Linked DNA regions of Homo sapiens: region 1 is linked to region 2. The links are chromatin loops, found by intact Hi-C in ENCODE. Cell type or tissue: psoas muscle. All regions are shown on one strand. Links, peaks and the distances in the headings refer to the core of each region. The heading gives the core; the rest is flanking DNA. Region 1 overlaps FREM1 (FRAS1 related extracellular matrix 1). Region 2 overlaps FREM1 (FRAS1 related extracellular matrix 1).

Evidence for each region. Peaks named below come from ENCODE experiments on the same cell type or tissue, not always from the same donor. Only the 100,000 strongest peaks of a DNase experiment are listed, where the experiment ranks them.
Region 1: it touches region 2 in a loop (2.0-fold over the local background); 2 of 110 quality-filtered maps call a loop at or near these places.

What each region holds. Positions count from the first base shown.
Region 1 is chr9:14,830,024-14,838,361 of GRCh38, forward strand. The region is part of intron 10 of FREM1 (FRAS1 related extracellular matrix 1); the gene reads right to left. Among named protein-coding and RNA genes, the nearest start is that of FREM1, 76 kb to the right of the region's middle. In psoas muscle, for the core only: no CTCF peak of the experiment used is centred there; no DNase peak of the experiment used is centred there; H3K27ac peaks cover 493 bases.
Region 2 is chr9:14,776,265-14,784,537 of GRCh38, forward strand. FREM1 (FRAS1 related extracellular matrix 1) reads right to left here. Exons shown (of 37, transcript NM_001379081.2): 24 at 8,106-8,273. Among named protein-coding and RNA genes, the nearest start is that of CER1, 58 kb to the left of the region's middle. In psoas muscle, for the core only: no CTCF peak of the experiment used is centred there; DNase peaks (open chromatin) are centred at 3,447 and 4,247; H3K4me3 peaks cover 1,034 bases; H3K27ac peaks cover 6,037 bases.

The DNA.
Region 1 (8,338 bases), core at 297-8,296, 54 kb after region 2:
GGTACCTGGGGGGTGCATATTTACCACAAGTCAGAGAAGAAAGTGGGTGGGCAAAACTAACAGTGTAAGTAGTTCCTGGGGGTGAGAAATAGCACTGGATAGTTTCAAGGGAAGATGCAAAAGAAAGAGCTAGCAGAAATCAAAGAATCAGGGCAGAGAAAGGATTAAGAACCCATTCCCACAAGAAAGTCAGATACCAGCTGGTGGAGTATTATATTGTGAGCCTGAATATGAAGACCAAGGCCAGGTTTTGTCATTTTGTGTACTGATTTATCACTTCATATTCTGATTCCTTATAAGTCTGTAGCCATAAGCAGGCTGGAGGGACACGGGGGAAGGCAGCAAGCAAGAGCCCAGCAATTGATTTGAGCACTAGTTTTCTACTGTTTGCCTGGGATTGGGTGTTTAATAATGCTTTTGTTACAATCAGATTTCAGTACATTGAGAACACTTTATTTCTCAATGGAGTTTGTTAAAATGGGACTTTTCTCACCCACAGAATAATAATTGTTTGAACATGCATAAATATGTAAAGACATATCAACTTAGGCCATCATAAAGCATGTTAAAAAAATGTGCCCACCGGAAGACCTCCTCCTCTTTCGGCTTTGGAGCTCCCCCCGCTCTGTTTCTGTATGGGGGAGCTTCTTCCTTCTGTCTTCTCCCTTCCTTCTTGCCTATTAAATGCTCCACTCCTTAAAACCACTCCACGTGTGTCCGTGTCGTTTTATCTAAACCGGCATGAGGGCCAAGACCCTTGGTGTTCCTTCACTCATCGAAGCCATATCACTTTGGTGCATTGAGGTACAGGAATCTGAGGTACAGCCTTCCTTCATCAGAGTGGCGACTGTGGGAGCAAGCTTAAAATCTGTTCTGTCATTCTGAGGCACTCTTCGCCTCTATATTAAAATAAATCAAATAACTCAACAGGCATCCATCAACCTAGTATATACGCTTATTGTTGGCTACCGTACTCAAGTCACGGATATAAGGCTTGCTGGGGAGAACTTGGAGAACCCCCCATTACCCACAGGTATTGGGAATGTTGGTCATGCTTGAAGTAGCTTCTTTTCACTGGTGACCTTGCCATCACGTGAGGCTGGGAAAAGTTCTGAGGCAACTGAGAATTTCTGGCCAGGTGTGATTCAAAGGCCTCTGGACCGGACACAGCCTCCAACAGCCCATTCTGGGTGTTGGCAGAGAACCTCAACTATCCTGTTGCAAAACTCTTCTTCCCTTTCTGTCCGCAGCCTCTTACTCTTTCTCTGCATGAAATGTGCAAAGATTTTTACAGTCTAGGAACAAAGTTACAGCGAGGTTACTTGATACCACTTCTCTGGCGAGCACATGGTATTTCTAAGCCACCTGGTAGAAATCAGGCTCTAGGCCTCTTCTGTGAATGGAAAGTTTCTGCTTTTAACAATTAAGAGTAAAACGTCTTCTGCAGCCAAATTTTAATCTCGATATTGTCCCACTGGCAGGAAAATGGCCATTTGGTTCCTACATTCCTTTAAGGCACCTATTTTGTCTCCTATTAAGACAGTACTTAATTAGGAAGGGTATTTTAATTCTGGAAGTTAACCAGAACCATTTTTCTATGGGTAAATGCTTTAGCCTGGGCTATAATAGCAGGATACAGAGTTCAATCTAGCTTGCTCCCTCCCTTAAAGGGGCCTTGCCCAATTACATGATTTTTCTTGGAATCTATTTTTTGGAAGGCACACAGGCCACGCAAGTCTAGGAGGTCAAAGGGAAATAAAAGGCAGAGAACTGATTGCTTGGGGACAGAGTGACTAAGGCCCAAAACTCAGTTCCTCTGGCGCCATGGCTCGGAGGGTCACGCCTGCAAGTCATGTGCGGCACATTTAAGCGGGTGCCGGGAATCCAAGAGCGACGGACAGAGAATAGCTGGGGGGACGCCCTCTACTGTTTTCATCTCCATCCTGGATCACATACCGAAAGGAAGGAGACGAAAACGACGCTTTTATTCTCACTTCTCTTTCTAGATGGGTAACAGATTGTCTTCAACATGCACTCCCCTGGAACATATTTTGAAGCACTGGGACTCCTTCGACCTTGAAACTTTGAAGAAAAAGTGGTTTATTTTCTTTTGCAGCCATATTGGGCAGGCCCAGGGAAAACAGTTTCCCAAAATTAAAAAGGTAACTTTCAGGGAAGTCATCTGAGGGTCCCCCTTATTTGGGGCCCCTTCAAGTTCCCTTCTCATTGCAGGACCTTAGGCAAGTAAAGGCAGACTTAGGCCGATTTTCTAACTACCCTAATAGGTATATAGAAGCTTTCCAAAATGTAACTTAGGTATTTGACCGTACACAGAGTTGGCAAACCCTCACTGCAGCTAAAACAGGCAGCTCTGCACGCAGAAGAGAATTTTGGAGATAAGCAATATGTCTCCTATAGTAGGCCAAAAGGGAAGAGAAAAAATAGGGAAGGCAAAGAAACAGGGGAAACACAATTCCCAATAGGAAGAGAGGCAATACCTCTTAACAACCCTAATTGAATTCCTTTCTACAATGCTTTTCCTTCTTTTGCAGTTTAAAATGGCTTCTATCTCTTTTATAATGTTCTTCCAACCTGGGAAAAACTAATTTTCCAAACCTTAAAATGCTTGATGTAGAGTTGAGCTAGCGGGGAGGGAACCCAGAAGCCTGATGCCTGATATGCTGGCAAAAGGGTAAAAATTTCTCACCAGTTGGGCTTTTGGCTTCTCTCCCTGTGCAAACCTGAAAAAGGGGTAATAAGGATCACTGCTTATGTTCTCAGTAAATGTATAATTAATAAAAAAAGGATTTGTAAGGTTGGTCTTAAGCTGTAAACAATCTTGTATGCTTTGCGTGTCTTTCTGTATGGATCTACCGAAGAAAAGGTATCTTAGGTTAGGATGCAGGCCCAGGACCCCATAGGCCTGCTGTTCCAGCCAGCCCAGCAGAACGGTCAGTAACAAACTTGGCTATGGGCCTCCAACTTGTTTCATGTCCTTAGGAACATAATCGGTAACCATGTGGCAATACTTTGTTTTAGTCTCTGCCATTTTACCGTGGTGGCTGTCTTCTTGTGCTAAGTCAGTGCCTGGGTAAGGGCCACAAAATCAAATAAGCCAGTTTGTCACTCTGGGTGGTGCCAGCCGATCCATCAAGGGCAGGGTTTATAAAATATCTTAAGCACTGATCTTAAGAGTGGTTTAGGGAGGGTCAAAATCTTGTAGCCTCCAGCTGCATGGCTCCTGGGCCATGGTTTCTAATCTTGTGGCTAGTTTCTTGGTCTTCCCCAGGCAAGAGGGAAGTATATCTTGGGAAGCGGCTGTTATCATCTTTGTTTTAGACTACAGCCTATAAACCAGGCTCCTTCCAAAGTCGGTTCAGCCTACACCCAGGGATGGTCGAGGAGAGCTTAGGGGCTAAAAATAAAATGGAGTTGTTTGGGTCGGATCTCTTTCACTGTCTCAGTCACAATTTTGTAATGGTAGTTTCAAAAGCTGCCTATCACTCCTTTGAAAATACCTTGCACACTCATGGTTAAGTCATAACCTAATTAAGGCTCATTGATTTCATCTGTGAGGTTACTTTTTTGTAACATTCAAAAGCTGAAAATCTTTACTGCTTGGTGTAGCTAAAGTCAAGTAACAAGGGATTTAAAAGGATTTTCTTAAAGAGTGCTCAGCTTAATTAAGAGTGGATATTCAAGTTAGAGGTATATTTAAAAGGCCTTTATGTTTTTCTTTTTTTGGATGTTGTTTTTCTGGAAAAAGGCTCTTTTCTTCTCAGTCAACTGAGTTATTTTTCTCCATTTTTTGTCTTACCACTCTTAATGCATGCCTGAAAGGCTCTAAGATAACTTCTGGTAGCATGGGACTCCTTGGGAAAAACAGAGGAGGTGCCACAGACCCCGTTTTGTGGGGCAGTTGGGGGGGATCCTCTGTTTTCCTCATAAAACCCCAGGAATTAAAAGGAAATTATCCCTCTCAAAATCAAAGGCTCTGTTCTGTTTTGCATTGTGTTATCTGATGGTTTTGAGTTTTGGGAGTATCAGAAATTACTTCGCATTATGAGAGAGCTTTGGTGAGTAATAACTAGGTAGAAAATACACTGTAAGAGATGGCTAATAGTAGTTATAAATCAGAGAAGCACGCTCTTAGCCACCTGGAAAATAAGGCAACATCTCCACCCCACACTGAGGGATGAGACTCCCATCAGGGATGGGCTGATTACAAAATAAGCCAATTGGCTTTGGGTTGCCTTGAAATGAAGTGCATGGTAGAAGCACTACACCTTCTTCTCCCATGGTATCTATATGGTCTTTTCTTAAATTAAGCATTGAAATAAAAGCATAGCAAGAAGGTCTTAAGACACTACTCTGTCCTTTAGTAAAAGGGTTACAAAAGGTTTGTAAAAATTTCACCTCATGGTCAAATTGATAAAGATAAAATGGAATAATCTATAAGGTTTCACTTGAACAAATAAACTAATGCAAGGGTAAAATTTAGCTTTAAACCGAATTTTCATATCATAGTAAAGACTAATAAAATGTTTTTGCCTTTTGAGTCATCATTTTGGCAAAATAATTTATGGCAATCTGGAAATTATCCTTCCTGATGCCTGGCTTTTTGAATGGTTCAGAGGGCCCCTGAAACATTCAGAAAAGAGGTAAACAGGATTATCTGACATATTTAGTCACATGAGATTGCCAAAATGATGTCCAATCTTTTTTAAGTTATATTTTGGTGAACACTAATATATGTTCAAAAATTGTATGGGTTTTCTAAAATTCTAATGCCTAAGTATGTGCTATCAATCATAATTAAGGGTAAAGTTATTGTAAACCACGAAGATAAATAAAGTTCTTTGCCAGTCATGTTTTTAACTGTAACTATCCTGGGAATGTTGCCATTCACAGACAATTGTTGTCTTGCTTTGTTCCTTCTCAAAAGATGGTTTATAATCAAGCTATATTAAGGACTTTAACAGGTGTTCTCAAATGCAGGTTTGTAATAGCTTTGAAGATTGTAACACTGAAATGGAGGGAGAATCTACAGGACTCCTAAAAAACTGACATGTTCACAAATATCAAGCAAAACAAAATTTAACTAAGTGGACTGCACTCACAAAGTTAAAGCAAACTTTTTAACTTTCGCTTGGAATATTGCTGATCCTTGTTTAGTTTTTCAGAGTCAAGGAAACTTATTTTAAACTATTTACAGCCTTTAATAATTGAGTAAGGTATACTCCTGTAAACAAAATTTGGAGCATGTTCATTTTTCTCCGCCTGATTCCTCTAGAATTTGGAGACTATCTGTAAGTACTCTTATGGCAATACAGTTGTTTGCATCAGTGCAATAAGAATCAATTTTTCTTTGTCAACAGGACACAGTTGGAAAACTGGTTATTTTATCAAGGCTTTGACTGAAGGGGTGTGTCTCCCTTTAAGGAATCAAGCTCGACATGTACAGCCAATTAAAGCCCCTTAGGGAGAACTGGCCTACCACCTTGTCTATACAGTTCCTAACCTGTGGTCAGTGAAGAATGTCACTTTCTAATAGGTCTGGAAGCTATGAGTTTATCTTGGGACCTCAAGAGGAAAGGATCACCCAACTCACAGGTATTAGAGGATACAAACCCATGGCTGGGCTCGGCTTTAAAAGTCTTACCTGAAATTCCTTGTGAAACAGCGTTTCATCAAAGCCAATCCAAAAGGCCTATGTAAAAATAACCATTCTTGCTGCACTTTATGCAAATAATCAGGCCAACTATAAGACTAAAGTTTACTGATAATTACTTTTTACCAAAAGTGAAGACTGAAGAGAAAAATTTTGCTCCAAAACTTATCATACATTTGTCATTAAATCCTAGTCTCTTGTTTTTCAGCTTTTTGCCTACGTTTTAGACGAACCCTGCTTATTCCTGTGAATCAACTGGTGATCTGCAGCTTGGAAAAAAGAAAAAAGGGACGGGTAACGTCAAAATGTGAATCAATATGCTAGTTCTGGGCAATTATCTTGCAACTTCTGCCGGGTAATGAAAAGTGAGTAAGGTGCCCATAACTCTGAGCTTTCTTTGTTTGGGAAAATAAAACCAAGGAACTTCATAGACCCCCAAAGGGGAGTTCTCTATCTTGGCAAGTAAAATTTTAGATGGAAATTATCTACCACACCACACTTGTGGGAATTGCTGTCCTCACTCTACTATTTGCAATAGGGTTATACACGGTAGCACCTTCAAACTAAAATATTGGACAGAGAGTTTTCATTGCTGTAGTATTTTGCTTAATTATTATCCTTATAACTGGGATAATAGTTACTGACAAAAAGAAAGCGTAAAAGTTTTACTATCACTAAGTCTGCTAGGATTTTTTATTGGATTTAGTGATGCACTTTTAAATGAAACATGCTGCTTTTGGATTAACACCTAGTAAAGGAAAGGAAAATCTACAGGTACTTAAAAATCAAATCAAAATTATTAACAGGCTCAGGGAAAATGCCGGCTTCAGCCCTGGGCGGCTACAATCCCTCTTTAATAAATTCCAGTCTTCTTTCTGGAATTGGTTAACCCCTTTATTAAGCCCTCTCTTGCTTATATGTCTTGAATTGATATTTGGACGTTGTATATTCAGTACTATGACTCAAATTGTTTCTTCTCGCCTAAAAGCAATCAAACTCCAAATGGTGCTGCAAACTGAACCGCATGTGGACATGCCATTCTTCCGAGGACCCTTAAATCAATCCCAGGAGGAGCCCTAACTGCTGTTCCCCATTCAACGCCCCTTTTAAGTAGGAAGTAGCCAGAAAGAGTCTTCGCCCAAAACCCCCTAACTGCAGTTAGTGTGATATTGCCGCAGGGAGGAATGTGGTAGGAGTTATTAAGAAAAAGAAATTATTTTATGCAGATAGAGAGGAAAAGGGGTCCTTGGGTAGTTTTCGTCTTTTAAAGCATATCCGGAAAAGTTTCTTGTAAAGCCCCAGCTCTTAGTCAGGTGGGCAACCTTTGATATGCAAATGCCGGCCATTAGAAACTGGGTCCACCCAACATGGCGATTCCCTTGGCCTTCTTGCCCTTGGCCCATATGCTCCTGGCAACATGGCCGCCCCCACATATCCCCACATGTGTAGAAATCAGGGTGCCCACATTTGCATATTAAAAGGCTAGGGTGGGAGGACCAGCTTTTTCGCGGGCTACATGAATGACATGCCTGGTCAAACCTATTTCCTGAGCCCTATGCAAATCAGACACCACCTCCTCCAGCCTCTGCATATATACCTGGCTGGTGTCCACCATACTTGGGGACCTCCTCTTTCAGCTTTAGAGCCCCATTCCCACCTCTGTCTCTGTACAGGGGAGCCTCTTCCTTCTGTCTTCTCCCTTCCTTCTTGCCCCGTCTTGTATATTAAACTCTCTCCACTCCTTAAAACCACACACACACACACATACACATACACACACACACACACAAATGTGCCCACTAAGAATTATTACAGGGGTATAAAAAAGCATGCTGTACATTCTTCTTACACAAAGAACACATTGGAGAATAAATTAGCATGGAAAATGGTCTCTTTGAAGGCACAATAACTATTGTTTCCTTATTAAATCCAGTTTTCCAATTAAGTGGAGCCTCACTGATCCACACTATGGCTGGGAAGTCCCACAGAGAATTTCTGAACTTTGTAGATTAGCGAAACACTGTAATTGGGGGGAAAAAATCATGACACAGACTGCAGGAGAATAGAAAAATGACTGCCATTGTGTTTATTTTGATAACCGGATTTAATTTTTAATTATTGAAATGCTTCATAATGGATAAACATGCTGTAAACTTTGGCAACAGTCATGAAAGGATAGAGACAGGGAATTAATTTATTGAGCACCTACTAAGTACTGAGTACTCACTGTGCTACTAGCTATCTTGAGTGATCCAGATAGCACTTCACTAATAATAGCCATGGTTATTATTCCCAATGTTCAGAGAAAAAAACCTGAGCCCCAAAGGGGTTAAATGATTTGCCCCAGGGAGCACAGCTTGTAGGTGGCTGAGCTGAAGTTCTAGCCTTTTTTATGTCATAGAAAAAGCTTAATCATAATTTAGTTTTGCTGTGTGTGTCAATTTCAAAAGGAATTCTCATCATTTTCAAATTGAGTATTCTGAATGCCATTGTTGTAGACAAAATTGGCATTGCTCATCTGTACTTCCATTACAACGTCAAAATAAAACAAAACCATGGAATATTCTGATCACGAAAGCTACCATCAAGTAATCATTTTATCTGGACTTCTAGTTGAGCAGCTGAAAGTTATGAATTTTGTTGAATATTTTAAATCTATTTTTATCT
Region 2 (8,273 bases), core at 274-8,273:
AAATGATAACAATACACACCTTTACTAAAGGGTATTGTCGTGTTGTGACTCAAATGAAAAATCAAGGGCAGATCTTGCAGAAAAATCCCTATCATTAAACCAGTCACTAGAGTAATGCATAAATGGACCATTCTACACCCAAGAATATTTTCCCAACAACATTAATGACAGACCCATGTGATGGAACAGGGAAATTCTGACAATCATATTTCTCAGGCTCATCAGTGCTTAATGTGGTTCCTTGACGCAAATAAAAATTTCACATCCAATGAGACTCATCATACAAATTTGAAGAGTATACCCCCTTTATTTATTTATAATTTTTCAATTGTTTTTTTCTTCATTGGTGTGTAATAGACTAAAGTTGTAAGTCTGACAACTGGGAGGCCAATACAATAAAGTGCTAAATGAGTTGAATTTAGCTAATTCATTCTACTCATACGTTTTTATGGTAAATTTCTTAATAGCAGATCACATTTCTCAGACATGTAATCTCACTTAAATCATCTTCCCCTTCCAGGCCTCATTTCCATGGCTCTGAAAAATGAAGGGGATGGACCAGAAGATCATTAAGTACCACCCAACTCTAAAATATGACGGGAGGCTCTAATCTCTTATGGTTTACATGTGCTTCTGCACTTTCTCCCCCTATAAGACAGATGAGAGTTATGCTACACAAGGATTATTTTCCTGCTTCAAAGAAAGGTTCACAAAGTTGGTGGGAGATCATAAGGGCAGGTAGGAGATGAAGCTGAGACTAGAATGCAGGTCTTTTAATCCCTGCACCCACTACTCTTGCAGAGTTTAAAACAAATTCTGGTTTAGCAATCCACCACAAAAGAGTTGTGGTGCCTGAGCACCATTGCAAAACTATAAAAAGAAAGCTGAAATGATACACATTTGAGACAAGCAAAATCTTTCTTACAGTCTTAGGTTTGTGATATCTTAATGTGCTTTTGATTCTATTGATCATGAAATCACATTCTACCTACTGAAGCCAATTTCACAATAACACTGATTTAAATGATCTTTGTAGCATTACAATATGTAATTTTTATTTCAATAAGATTAAGAGTATCATGAAATTATGCAAACAAGGCACAATATTAAAACTCCAAAAAGTTAGGAAATCGTTACTATCCAATGGGACTGACAAATTCACTGTACACCAAAGAAATGTACTTAGAAATAATCACAGAATTGTGCCTTGTTAGCTTTTCTCCATGTACCATAGTTGCTGGAAATATTCGTAGAGGATGCACTCTTCTATTCCACCGATACAAAAACCTCTAAAACTAATGCTTTCGTAGAATGTATAAACTATACATAACATTTTTATGTATAAATTTTATATACATATATAAATTGTATATTTTCTTTGGAAGTTCTTTTTTAACTAGAGAAGGTATGGCATTTATATTTATTTTACAAATCTGGCAGATTTGACTAACAATCCCTTTATTCTTTGTGAAATGTGTCTTGTCCTTCAGGGTTTGAGCATTGATCCTTTTGAGCATGAAGAAACCTGAAGCTATTAGATAGTGTGAAAGCAACGAGTCAACCAGCCTGCCTGCGACCACGGACTCAGGGAGGGCAGTTAGACAAAAAGTAAAAAGAGATGAGTTTGGCTGAGTACTGATATTGCTTTGAAGGCTATGCTGAAGTTTTTTAGTTTTCTAATTATCTAGTTAATAAGACTGTTGACAAGGAAAATATATCTGATTTGATGCAAAGAAAAAGAAATCTATGTCCAAAAAGTTAAAATTGCTAAGTGAAATACAACAAATAAAGTAAATTTTGACATTTCACACACCTCGACTTGTAAAGAATGAAACCTCATACATTTCCCCCACAGCAGCATTTTTTACACCTTGAATAAAGGTATTCAGTTACCTTTAGAATTATAGATTGAGCAAAATCACATAATTTTCTCAAAACAAACCAATCAGTTTTCCTTTCATAAAATTAAACCTTTGATAAGTATATTTTTAACAAATTGGGCAATTTCATTACTGGATCATGAGGCATTTATAAAAATCAATTATTTATTAAAAAAAATAAAAGAGGCTGGTGCAGTGGCTCACACCTGTAAACCCAGTACCTTGGCTGGCCAAGGCGGGCAGATGGCTTGAGTCCAGGAGTTCAATATCAGCCTGGGTAACATGGCAAAACCCTTTCTCTACAAAAAATACAAAATTTAGCTGGGTGTGGTGCGTGCCTGTAGCCCCAGCTACTAGGGAGGCTGAGGTGGAAGGATCACTTGATCCTGGGAGGTTGAGGCTACAGTGAGCCATGAACGTGCCACCGCACTCCAGCCTGGGCAACAGACAGAGAACCTGTCTCAAAAAAAAAAAAAAAAAAAAAAAGAGGAAAGGAAAGGGAGGGAAGGGAGGGGAGGGAGGGGAGGGAGGGGAGGGAGGGAAGGGAAGGGAAGGGAAGGGAAGGGAAGGGAAGGGAAGGGAAGGGAAGGGAAGGGAAGGGAAGGAAAGGAAAGGAAGTCAGGCGCGGTAGCTCACGCCTATAGCTTGGACACTCTGGGAGGCTGGGGTGGGTGGAGCGCTCGAGCTCAGGAGTTTGAGACCAGCCTGGGCAACATGGCAAAAGCCCATCTTAAAAAAAGAAAAATAATTTTAAAAAAGAAAATAAAGGAACCTAGAAAAATATGTCTGTTCTTCAAACTTTTTACTTAGTCACCTTCACAGTTTCAAAAGTAAACTGATATACATTTTTAGGTATAAAATTATGCTTTATTTCTCAGGCAGAGCCTGAGAACAGAGTTATGCCTTTATTCTATTGTTTTTCTGTTACTTTTTCATATTCCCCCCAGATCCTATCATCTGACCCACAATAAAATAGGAAGGAGGCTAGGTGCTCCCTCAGTGCCTCCAAGTTCCCTTTTTCCCATTTTCCCCCTCCAGAAATATGTTTCACACCTCTCATTCTACCCTGTTTCACATTAAACTGGCTCTCTGTTCCTTACCAGATCCCTGTATCAAGTGTGCTCTGTGGAGAGTGTTAAATCAGCCATTGGTACCTTAGCGCAAATATAAGCCAAAGGACGTGTATTTTTAGCATTAGCATTAATTGTAGAGCTATAGACATTGTGCACTATTAAAAGTATGTCAAATATCAGCAGAGAAGGAAGAAGAAAGAAGGGGAGAGATGGGACCAGGAGCAACAAACCCAAATGCAAGCTTGAGTGAGTGCCAGGGACTCCATCAGAGGCGGCCATCTTGAATATCTAATTCTGACTTTCCTCCCTGCAGACTGAATTGCAAGAATGCCTGACGGGGTCCTCAAAGCTCATCTCAGGACGGCCACATCTACTCGATGCGTGCATGGCCTCTGTGAGGTCACCGCAGTTGTCTTATGATCCAGGCTGTCCATCTCAAACCCCTCCCTGCTGGAAGATCGTGATCTGCCCACGTTGGAAACAGGCAGCCTGCCATCAGACAGATGGGAGTGAGGGCACGCGGGCCACAGACCACAGAAGAGTAAGAAATATGTTTTCTGAGGCCAGCGCTCCTATCTGGGACACCAAGGCAGCTGTCAGTGCTGACCTAAAGCTAATAGGCCAGGGGTGAAAATGATGCAATTTCTAAACATGACTGGATCAAATAACATCATTCCACTTTCACAAGTAACAGTGCAAACTACTCACAGGCAGAGAGACATCATCAGAGAGAGGGACAGAATGAATGGTTACGGTTGAGTTCCCAGTCAAAATAAAGCTAGCAGTACACGTGAAAAAAGGTCAGTGCTGTTCATGTCTGGAAAAGCTGATCAATCAGATGGTCTTCCAAATACCCCCTCCCCTAAATCCTCCAAATACATTCTCAATGTTTAAAACCATAAAGCCATTGCTATGTTGGTATCCATTCTGAGGTGAAGAAGTTGGTGGTAGCAGCTCCTTCTGTGGATCCATTTTGTTTAATTTCCCTTGTTACATCCCCCTGAGAAGAGATGCAGCCAAGATGACCACCGCTCTCATGAAATTTGGGGAATAACTCTCAGATTTGACTGGGGTGCCTGCCTGGTCTGATTTCACCATTACCACGGTGCTTTCAAGCTTTCTGCATTGCCTGGCAATAGAGTTGGCTGAAGAAGCTGCCATCTGTCATGGCATTTAAGAGATAAAAATGGAATCATAAATAGCGCCAGCTCCTCAGAAAAAAAAAAAAAAAAAGTCCAGCCGGCATGTCAAAATGGAGGACATTAGCATGTTCTTTTAGTACCCGGCTGCCAGCAGCTGAAGTCAGCTTGCTAATCACTCGGTGTCATCTGTCCTAGAACATGCTGCCAAATCTTTCTTCCAGGCCAGCAGCACCAAACAATGCAGGAGAAATTTATGATTCACAAAATATTTTTGCAGAAGGTAAAATCTGACTATTAAACTCCCCCATTTAATTAATGCTGCCATAGCTTACATTAAAAATGGAAGGGGGAAAATCCTCTGCCACAGAATTTATCTCTTCTACCCAGCCAAATTCCTTGCCAAATTTAACAGCAAGCAACATAAATTTAGGTGATTAGATTGGTTGCATATATTTAATTTTTAAAAAGCACCATGATCACACTTTCATTAAAACAGGCTTTCAGCTTTGGTTTAGCGCCACTTGACAAACAACATAGCAGTCCGTGATTGGGTTAGTGAAATGACAAGATTAAAATTTGGGTCTTGGGCAGACGCTAGGCTCTTCCATTATAAATATGTAAAACTGCTGGCCAAATATCAGAATGACACATTGAGGAGGTTCCTTCACACAAATGCATATTCTCCACAAATTTTTGGTACAACGAGGTATAATGGAAAGAACCTTCTACTGGAAATGAGCTCTGAGCCCCAAATTCAGCAGTGATACTCAGTTATGTCAGTTTAGGTGACTTCCTTTGCCTCTTGGAACCTTGGTTTTCTCATGTGTACAATGGGAACACTATTGCATCTCTCGCAAGGTGGTGTCATAAGGCTTAAGAAAAATAACATATAAAAAAAGTCCAGGACATTCTCTGGTGCATTGCAGGTGTTCAGGCAATGCTAGCTTTCCTATGTGTAAATAAGGGATTGCACCAAATCAATGCTTTTCAGCCTTTATTGTTTATTTTCTCCCTAAAACCTTGTTTCCTAATCTTGAGTAATTGAAACCATATTTTTGCCATATGCCTGTACTATGTGTACTCTTATTATTTACTAGTTTTCTATCAATTCAATTTTTAACTTGAATCAATGTATTTAAAAGGAAACCTTTTAACTACTAAAAACTGAATACTTGCAAGCATAAAAAATTTGTTTTCTTATATTTAGTTTTATGGTATTTATAGTACTGTTTTTAGTATCAACACCCACACACACTCACACACAACACACACACCTAAGTTCCATCAGTACATTGGGCTGAAGGCCCCAGAATCTCAATCTCTGGGAGGCCCTAAAAAGGCTTCTATAAATTCTTTTTTTTGAGATGGAGTTTCGCTCTTGTTGCCCAGGCTGGAGTGTAGTGGCACCATCGTGGCTCACTGCAACTTCTGCCTCCCGGGCTCAAGCAATTCTCTTGCCACAGCCTCCTAAGTAGCTAGGATTACAGGTGCCCGCCACCACTCCCAACTAATTTTTTGTATTTTTAGTAGAGACGGGGTTTCGCCATGTTGGCCAGGCTGGTCTCGAACTCCTGACCTCAGGTGATCCACCTGCCTCGTCCTCCTAAAGTGCTGGGATTACAGGCGTGAGCCACTGCCCCAGCCTCAACTTCCATAAATTCTTGAGGCTCCTCAGAACAATTCAGAACAACAGACTAGACCAGACTATTGATGGCTAGTCCTGACTGCATCAGAATTACCTGAAGATATCTTTCAAAAATACAGATTTCTGGGCCTGAGACTGGACTTACCAAAGTTGCCTCTCTGGGGTAAGGCCCAAGAATTTGCATTTTGTAGTTCTCTCTGGCAATTATCTGAGGATCCAGAAATGTAGAAATTCCTGGGATAAATGATTTCTAAAATGCCATCTAATAAGACTTTCTCTGGATGCAAATTAGGAAATTTTTACAGTATTGCCAATCGTTTCATACGGAGGTTTTGTTCTTTATTCTCACCATTCGATTAATATCTAACCTTCATTTCTGAACATCTTTATGCATTCAGTCCTGTGTTCTCCAGCAAGGTCACTGGTTTCTTCAAGACAGTCACTAATGTCTTCAGCAGACTGTCCTGTGGGCATTGACGGAGGGAAGCAGGAAATGAAAGAAGCTAGAAGTTCCAGAAATGCATGTAAAATTAAAAGCCCTGGATCTGATACAAATGTATTAAGCCAAGAAGCACCCAGCCTTCATAAGCAAACAGGAAAAAAAGAACAATCATTGCTCCTCTTGGTAACTCCTTTCCTCCTTCAAGATCATACTTGGTGTTGTAAAGATTGGAAGAAGGTCGTCAAGGAAAGAATATAATGACAACAACAACGACAGTAAGAGTAGTAGCTAACACTTACTTAGTTCTTCCTATGTGCCAGGTGTTGTTCTACTAATACTTTACATGCATAAGCTCATATAAACCTCCCGCAACCTTGTGAGGCAGGTGCTACGAGCATCATTCCATTTCAAAGAAGAGGAAACAAGAGCACAGGAGGTTGTGTAACCTGATGATTGTCACAGAGTTGTGAGTCACTCAGGCAGTTCTTGCCCCCAAGCCTGTATCTTAACTTCACTACTCCATCTCTCAAACAAAAGAGCCAGCTTGAAAAGGAATCCCCACATCTCACATTTTAGTGAATGCCTAGCAACACTCAAAGACTGAACTAGTTAAAATATTGATCAATTAAATGATTACCTGCTTGTTAAGGGACACTTATCAAGAGAAAAAAATAAGATATTCGTTCCAGCTTTCTGGGATTTTTTGTTTTGTTTTGTTGGATTATCCAAATCAGCTTTCAAAAATCATTTTAATGCTAAAAAGGTGAGCAGCATCCTCTTTACTGACATCTAACCAGTGTTTATCAGAGCAGATATATTGAATTTAGATAGGTAAAAGTAAGATAGAGGACAGTGATATTCGAACATGGGTGTGACAGTGATACTTGATAGTTTATGGGAACCCATTGAATAATATAGGAGTATGCTCCATTTATGTTATTTTATAGTGCTCTTTAGAAGACTGTATTGTGACGTGGTGAAAATTGCACCAGGAACCAAAAGTGTGGGTGTACAATAGACAAACCAGTGCTCTCCAGGCCTCCTTCTGAACTGACAGAACTCAAAACTGGATTGTATACAATGGTTCGTTCAAAGTCCAACATTTCCCAGTTCTCATGCCCGGCCTGGGGATCTGTGTTTCTCTCCAGGACCTCAGGATCAACCAGCTTTGAGAGCTGCGAGATTATAGATCTTCTGGACTTGGCTCTTGCTTTATGTGACTTGAAACAAATTTCCATATTTTAAATGAATGTAGATTTTCATTAATGTTGTATCTTTGCCTTTTCACCAGATTGTTATTCATTCCAATGATTTATTTGATACGGAATTCTGGAACAGGTGCGCAGCCCCCAATTACAACATTGTTTCTATGGGGAAATATGATCTACTTTATGACAACATGATTTATGATACAGTTACCAGAACACATTGTGTCAAAAGGCAGTCTCTGTTTATGCCAAATGTTTACTAATAAATCCCTTTTCGTCAGACAGAAAAACATACTCCAAAAAGAGGGAAATGACTTTTCCAGATCTATCTTTAGCTGGGAGCCTCAGCTTTTCACATTTCTCCTCGTAGCAGAACTTGCATAAAGATCTGTTTACTGTGTATATTTTTCAATAACAGGCCCTAATTTCTTGCTTTGCTTCTGTCATTTTAATCGTGTGGCTTCACCTTACATACAACAAGACAGTAAAAGAAAAACACAGCTGCACCAGAGCTGAAAAATGACTCATTTTTTTCTCCTTTTCTTTCCTTTTTTTAAAAAACAAATTTCATTCTATAAATTTAAGGTATACAGCGTGATGTTATAAGATACATGTATTTTGTGAAATGGTTACTATAGTGAAGCACATTAACAGATCTCCTTTTCTGTAAGTATTAATCCAAAGAAGGGGTTTGAAAAGTTTCCATGGGGCTCACCTGAATCTGTCACTGGAGACAGTCACCTTGCTCTTGTGTACATAGCAAACTGTCTGCCCCACTACATCCATTTGGCTGAAGTTTGTAATGGGAACTCCAGGATAGTGAACATATTCGATCTGGCCATATCGCGGAGGGGAGGTGATGACATAGAGCAGTTCCTCAGGC